Linked DNA regions of Homo sapiens: region 1 is linked to region 2. A link is an interaction called in ENCODE POLR2A ChIA-PET data of the cell type or tissue named here. Cell type or tissue: PC-9. All regions are shown on one strand.

Region 1 (4,000 bases), 270 kb before region 2:
TGGTTTTGGCTGTACTGAATAGTGTTGCTATGAAAATTCCTGCCCATGTCTTTTGGTAAATTATATACATATTTCAGTTGTATATATATACATATATATGCATGGGAATAGAGAGTATGTGGCAAGGTCATAGGATATGTTTATGTTTCGCTTCAGTAGCTACTGCCAAACCATGGTCCAAAGTGGTTTTTGCTTTGTATTACAATTTTAATCCAAGAGGAATTTAAAGGAATTAAGTAAGAAGAATCATATTAACAGCACTTTGCCAAATGGATTCTCAAAGTGTTTTTCTAACCTCTGTGAAGTGAATGATCTTTATAAAATGGTCTCTAAGTAAAAGCTGTGCAGTTTAATCTCATCAGGTATCCATTATTCTAGGACCTCCAGAGTGCCACTGAACAATTTTCAATCCTCCTTTCATCTTCATCCTTCTGTTGCTGGTATCCTTTGAACTGATGGAGAGACATGGATGGCATGCGAATAACCTCCATATTTAATTCCTAAATTGACCTGATATTAGCAAGCAAGGGTTGACATTGCAATAGTTGGATAACTTTCTGTAAGTGTTTGTCATGAAGCCTCAAAATTGGCTTCTTCTAGTCAGGACCAAGGCTCACTGAAAACACAAAAAAATTGGGTTTAGAAGTTTGAGGACTTTGGCGGTGGTTACCAAACGATCAACTTTTTCCTCTCCTGATTGAGCTTAAATATTTCTTCCCTTATCAATTACTTTTGTTAACAATACCCTTTGTACTTGTTCTGTAGTTGAATGTTTAGAAAGTATGTTCACATTTAATCCATCCAACACTTGGTGGGCGCCTGTTATTCTTATGCCTGTCTGTGGGCTAAGAAAAGTCTCCAAAGTTACAGAGCTAGAGTTCAAATCTAAGGTTTTCTCCTAAGTCCATTCCCCACTCCCCCAACATCCTGCTACATGTTAAGGCTCAGAAGAACTAGAAATTACTTTAGTCGTTTGGACAGTTTAAAGTAAGTATTCTTTTTTTCCTTCCATAAATTATCATGAGGGAATACAGAAGCTAACCGCCTGGTAAGATCCAGTGGATCTTCCTAAGGCCATCCCTTGAAAAATAGCAAGTCACTTTAAGTGATGATAATTTGAAAATGTGGCCAGGAAAACGATTCTGGTCCCTGGGACCAGAAACAATGGTTTGTTTGATTTTTGACGTGTTATAAGGGCTACCCCAGTTTCTGCATGTACATCAAGAATGATAAAAAGGGGGAGGTCTGATCAATCTGTTAGGCTGGACTGAACTTTCAGGATGACTGGATATACCTGGACTTAGCTGTTTATATGCCCCAATGCTATGTACTTTCTGAAAAATCCTCAGACCATGAAAAGCTACATGTTCCATAATGTTAAAAGGGTATAAAGTAGTGGTTCTGCCTAGCTTGCAAGGTTGCTGTGTAGATAAGAGAAATGTTAATTCTTTATAAATTCACTTTGAGTCATATGACATGGAGAGAGGATGAAGTAGGTTGCAAAACACCAGATGACTCTAAGCCATTTTCTTTCCAAACACTTACCTAGAATTCTAAAGGGGTATCTTCAGGAAGTTGGACCCCAGAGGGAGAGACCCCAAATCCAATGGAATGTGACATTGAGCAGGCTATTAAGTCGGCTGGTGCTGCTCAGCGTGTGGTAAAAAATATTAGCATAGTTCCAGGGAAGGAACAATGAGAAATTCATCATGCTTCTGGCTTCAGACAACTGCTTTCCAAACTCAGACACTGCCCTAACACTCAAGGTCAAAGGTTTCACATCCTTTCCTTTCTTAACACCAGAAGATAAATATTTGCCTTCAAGTTCAACACTCTTGAAATCTAACTCCAATTGGATAATTTTTGTCTCTTGTGCAAGGGCAAAAACTTAAGGTTTCTTCTTACTCATGACCTCATTCCTGGCCTCCTTTCCAACACAATAGCATGTTGGAGTCAGGAATGCACAATAACAGCAATCCAAAGAATCGCTCCCATGCCAGCTGCTCTGAGGGAATCAGTTCTCAATACACATCTCCTAGTTGCCAAATAGTACAATTAAGTGCATTTGGTGGGAAGGAATAGGGCAGTATCAGATAACATAACAAGTGCCCTTTATTTAATATCTTAGTCATGACTTTGTAAGTTGCAATAAGCATTCAGAAGCCAGGCTTTTTAAGTTAAAAATGTTTAAACTTGTTTTACAGTATGCAGCAAATGGCTGATCCCAATTCAGTGGGATTCTAGTTTGTCAACTGCTTTTCGTCACCATATTGCTATCTCTAAAGTACATTCCAGCTCTGTGATAGCTCTCCTTCCCCCATGAATTATAAATATTTTCCCATCCCACCCTGCTCTTATTTCCTTCCTCAGTATTTCTATTCTTAAAAAGGTCTTGTTTTCTCTTGACTTTTATTTTAGGTCCAAGGGGTACATGTGCAGGTTTGTCACATAGGTAAATTGCATGTTGCTGAGGTCTGGTGTATGAATGATCCCATCACCCAGGTAGTAAGCATAGTAACTGATGGGTAGTTTTTCAACCCACTTCCCCTGTCACCATCTCCCCTCCAGTAGTCCCTAATGTCTACTGTTCCCACCTTTGTGTCCATGTGTATTCAATGTTTAGCTCCTGCTCATAAGTGAGAACACGAGGTATTTTTCTGTTCCTGTATTAGTTCACCTAGGATAACAGCCTCCAGCAGCATCCATGTTGTTGCGAAGGACATGATTTTGTTCCGTTTTTGGCTGTGTAGTATTCCATGGTGTATAGATACCACATTTTCTTTATCCAGTCCACCATGAATGGGCACCTAGGTTGACTGCATGTCTTTGCTATTGTGAACAGTGCTGCAAAGAACATACAAGTGCATGTGTCTTTTTGATAGAATGATTTATTTTTCTTTGGGTATATACCCAGTAGTGGGATTGCTGGGTCAAATGGTAGCTCTGTTTTAAGTTCTTTAAGGAATCTACATGCTGCTTTCTACAGTGGCTGAGCTAATTTATACTCCCACCAGCAGTGTATAAGCGTTCCCTTTTCTCCTCAACTTCACCAACATCTGTTTTCTGGCTTTTTAATAATAGCCATTCTGACTAGTGTGAGACGGTATCTCAGTGTGGTTTCCATTTGCATTTCTCTAATGATTAGTGATGATGAGCATTTTTTCATATATTTGTTGGCTGCAAATTGGCTTCTTTTGAGAAGTATCTGCCCAGTTTTAAATAGGGTTATTTATTTTTTAATTGTTTAAGTTTCTTACAGATTCTGGATATTAGACCTTTGCCAGATATACAATTTGTGAATATTTTCTCCCATTGTGTAGCTTGTCTGTTTACTCTGTCGATAGTTTCTTTTGCTGTGCAGAAGCTCTTTAATTTAATTAAGTCCCACTTGTCAATTTCTGGTTTGGCTGCAATGGTTCTAAAATAAATCTTAAAGGACTTCATGGGAGCTGGGTAGGAACCGGTGCTCTGTGGGTAGTTGATGCCTTAGCTTTGGAGTCTTGGGTGATCCTTTACAAGTTATTTCCACTAAAACCATTCCTCTGAGTTATCAAGACTGTTTTACAGATGGTTCAGCTCTATAGTACACTATCAGACTAAAAATATTTTTTCTTCCCCAGGGTTAGAGGAGCCTTCAGGGTGGGAATGAATATTGGAGCAGTCAGAAAAACACAGCTTGCTTTTAAAAACATCCTTGTCTGATTTCCTCTCCTATTGTGGCTGGACTTCATCTCCTTTAATAAACAACTATGCCTTCCAGCCTGGAATTTACCTAGCACAAATTCTGTGATTTCACTGGGAACAGTGAGGAGTGGTGTATCTAACAATCATTGAGTAGTGGTTCCAATCATGAAAAGGAAGCAAAAAACCGACTGAAAAATAAATCTGAAGAAGGAACGAAGACATATGAAAGAATTCAGGACCCCCAGGCTTGGCAATGCCCCAAATGAGAATATTTTTAAGGCAAGGCTTACACCTTTGGATGACAACCAAAGAATTT
Region 2 (4,000 bases):
AAAAGGTGACTTGTCAAAATGAGACTTCTTTCATAAAATCAGTCTGGTTGGGCATGGTGGCTCACGCCTGTAATCCTAGCACTTTGGGAGGCTGAAGTAGGTGGATGGCTTGAGCCCAGGAGTTTGAGACCAGCCTGGGCAACATGGCAAAATCCCATCTCTACAAAAAATACAAAAATTAGCCGGGCATAGTGTCACACACCTGTGGTCCCAGCTACTCAGGAGACTGAGATGGGAGGATCACCTGAGCCCGGGAGGTTAAGGCTGCAGTGAGCCAGGATTGGGCCACTGCACTACAGCATGGGTGACAGAGTGAAATGCTGTCTCAAAAAACAACAACAAAAAATCTCTCAATCTGTCCAAATAGTTAGATTGTCTTCAGTAATCTTTCCATCGCGATCTTGCTTTGTTTCTACTACTACTCTGATGCTACATAATTAAGGTCACCAATCGTTGTCACTGTCTTTCCAAACCTGTTGTTCCTTACTTCCTCCGGCCATTCTTCCTTGTCCCCCTCCCATTCATCATCCAGACACACACACACACACACACACACACACACACACACACACACACATACATTTTAACAATACCAAACTCCTTGTAGTTCCCCTAAATGAATCATGTTGTTTCCCTTACCTGAAATGCCCAATCCCTTTTTTATTTTCATTGCTAACTCCTCTCATCTTTCCAGAGTGTTCACGTCTACCAGGAGTGTTCTTGTCCCTCCCATTCCTTTCTACTCTAGCTCCACTCACAGTTCTGTGTAATCCCATCTTGTGGACTAACCCGTGTTAAAAAGATTTGTTTGCTGATTTGATTCTTCCCTCCACTACACCCCCCCATAACACAAAATGAGTCCCTTAAAAGCAGAAATGTTGCCTCACTGGTCTCCAGCACCCAGTGGAGTATTTGGTATGAATGTCGGTCGAACTGTACTCTCTCCAGTGTGCATTTTGTTCCAGGAAGACTAGGTAATAGCAGGAGCATTAGAAGCCTCATCTTCAGGGCTGTTTGACATTGATTTTTTAAAAAATACATTTCCTGAGGTCTCACTAGTGCCAGAATATGAAAAAAATAATCATTCTTCTCTGACTAAAGTGGAATCACCAGTGATTTATTCTCTCCTTAATCAGTAATACTAGCTAACATTTATATAGCCCTCACTAGGTCCCAAGCACTTTGAACATATCATCTTATTTCATGTCTATAACCACCTTCAGGTAGGCACTGTTGTTACCCTCCAATTTACAAAGGAGGAAACTGAAGTGCAGGGAGGTTAAGTAAGTGGCAAGCTAGAATCTGGATACAGGTTGTCTGGTTCCAGGGACCAGGCAGTTAGCCATTATGCTATGCGGCATGATTTCTTGCTTTCCTTGCCCTTTTTTCTTAAATGTTTAATTACATAAGTAGCATATCAATACATTTAAATTGTCAAAAATTCAGAAACAAAGCAAAAACTCACTACTATTTGATGGGTATCTTTCAAGATCTTTTTCTTTGTTTACATACATATATACATTATGTGTGTGTACATATACACAAAGAAATATGTATTTTTATGTAACTGGATTATGCCTTATTTTTCTATAGATTTGTTTTCATTTAACAATTTGTCTTAAAGGTCTTTTCATATCGATGCATATTGATCTATTTTATTCTTTGAATGTTGCATAGTATGGATATATTCCATAGAATGGGTGTAATATAGTTTAGGTAACCATTTTTCTTTTGCGAGTCATTTATGTTGTTTCTGATTTCACTGTTACAAACCAGGCTGCACTGAGTATCCTTGAACATGTCTCTTCACATTCATGCAACTATACGTCTAGGAAAGATCCTCAGAAATAAAATTGTTGGGATGAAGTTTGTGTTGACTTTTTTTTTTTTAATGGTGACTCACATCCTGCCTTCCAGGGAGGCTGTGGCTTTTATTGTTTCATCATTCACATATTAAAAGGGTTGTGTACACTTGGTTGAATTTATGGCAGAGTAAAAAATCATAATAAAATAAATAAAAGGGCTGTGGCTGGAGGTTTTCCAGGAAATCAACTCTCTATAAAAGCACTGCTCACACCCTAACATGCCAAGGAAAGCAAAGGCCTTCTCTCTTCTCCACCTCATCTTTAGGAAAAAGGAATTTTGGCCTGAGTTGCAGAATAAACAGTGTCCTTGAGAGCATACAGTGGGATTCCTGAAAAAGAAGGTGGCAGGCAAGAGGAAGGTGAAACTTTCTGTGGGAAGAAATCAAGTGGCTCTGTCAAAAGACAAAATTACAACCCATTTAGTTAAAGATCTTAATAGGCTTTTATCGGTGACTCTTGAATCAGGCAACAACTCAATCTGTAAATGAGCTGAACAGAGAAGTTTGGCTTTATAGACAAAAAGGGCTGGGGAAGCAGACATAGAGAACAAAAAGTGGATTAGTCATTTTGAAGTTGCTTTCTTCCTAAAGGTTAAAGCAGAGGGGACTTCCTTATCATGCCGGGTAAAACTGGCCTGTTTGGGGATTTGGCTCTCTCTCTCTCCCTGCCACCCCCAACCCCCTGATTCCTTGGAAGTTCAGATAAACACCTTGGTTTTGGTTTGGTGGTGTGAAACTTCAGCAGGAATTATTCCATTTTGCTTTGGTCTGTTGGGCCCAGTGCAGGAGCTCAGTACAAACCAACGGCCTCCTATCAATTTTCCTTCACAGGTCAAAGCTTTCTTACTTCTCTTAGGTTGTTCTTTTCTATGTTTTTTGACTGCATGGTAAAACAAGGCCTAGGAGTTTGAGCCCTTACCCCTGAAAGACCACAGTGGACAGGGCAGGTTCAAGGTTAAAAGATCATGGAGTTCAGGAAAATTTTGTTCTAAGTCCTTAAGGGAGACCAAGAGACTGGAGAGGGTGAGACTACAGGTTTGGGAAGAAGTAGAAAGCAATTGCCTGGAGGGGGCTCCTTGAGCAGAAATCCTCAAGGCTACAAAAAGGTCACTCTGGTAGCCCCGTGGTTGTTAGGGGCAACAGAATCACTTCTCCTGAGAAACAACCAACAAGTATTTGAATAAATGTCTTGCCTTTAATGGTTTTAAAATTTGATGCCAGTACTAATGTTATATAAGTTGTGTATTGTTTGTGTGTACTCTTCTTAGTATTGTAAAGTGATGCTACTCCCTAAATCACCCCCACTTAAAAAAATATAATGGGCCGGGTGCAGTGGCTTAAGTCTGTAATCCCAGCATTTTGGGAGGCCTAGCTGGGCATATCGCTTAAGCTCAGGACTTAAAGACCAGCCTGGGCAACATGGTGAAACCCCATCTCTACCAAAAATACAAAAATTAGCTGGGCGTGGTGGTGCACGTCTGTGATCCTAGCTACCTGGGAAGCTAAGGCAGGAGGATCACTTGAGCCTGGGAGGTGGAGGTTGCAGTGAGCCGAGATCATGCCACTGCACCCCAGCCTGGGTGATGGAGTGAGACCCTGTCTCAAAAAAAGAAAAAAAAAGAAAAATATGTGTGTGTATATATATCTATATATGTGTGTGTGTGTGTGTATGTATATGTGTGTGTGAATATGTGTGTATATATGTATATATGTGTGTGTATATACATATATATGCACGTGTGTGTGTGTATATATATATGCGTGTATATATATATATATATATATATAATTAATGCACCATCCTTCTACTTGCCCTAGGTGCTCTAATGATTGAAAAGGTTTATTTTTAATAAAGATTAAAGTTGCAGAACTCTCTGATATCAAACTGACTAAATTTAGAAGCATATAACAAGAGCCTTATTAGTATCACAGTCTGACCAATTAAATTGCCAAAATCTAAACATGCTCTTTCTGTATCTGTTTGATCAGGAAAAACAAAAGGCACTGTGGTCTGATAGTTTTATTAGTGCTCTTGTCTTTTATCCTATTTGGATCTCCATAAATGTTTCAATTCCTACCAGCAAGATTCACTCCTTTCTTTACTAGTATATTCTTAATAAACCAAAGCATAAAAAC

Evidence for each region. Peaks named below come from ENCODE experiments on the same cell type or tissue, not always from the same donor. Only the 100,000 strongest peaks of a DNase experiment are listed, where the experiment ranks them.
Region 1: POLR2A ChIA-PET joins it to region 2 with 5 read pairs; 1 of 35 experiments calls an interaction of 5 or more read pairs at or near these places.

The regions. Positions count from the first base shown.
Region 1 is chr10:114,503,466-114,507,465 of GRCh38, forward strand. The region is part of intron 6 of ABLIM1 (actin binding LIM protein 1); the gene reads right to left. Among named protein-coding and RNA genes, the nearest start is that of AFAP1L2, 100 kb to the left of the region's middle. RefSeq lists a silencer at 3,905-4,000. In PC-9, no CTCF peak of the experiment used is centred here; a DNase peak (open chromatin) is centred at 1,926; H3K27ac peaks cover 3,435 bases.
Region 2 is chr10:114,778,037-114,782,036 of GRCh38, forward strand. LOC101927692 (a long non-coding RNA gene) reads left to right here. Exons shown (of 3, transcript NR_120628.1): 3 at 1-1,867. It also overlaps a transcript of ABLIM1 not described here. Among named protein-coding and RNA genes, the nearest start is that of FHIP2A, 42 kb to the right of the region's middle. In PC-9, no CTCF peak of the experiment used is centred here; a DNase peak (open chromatin) is centred at 2,025; H3K27ac peaks cover 976 bases.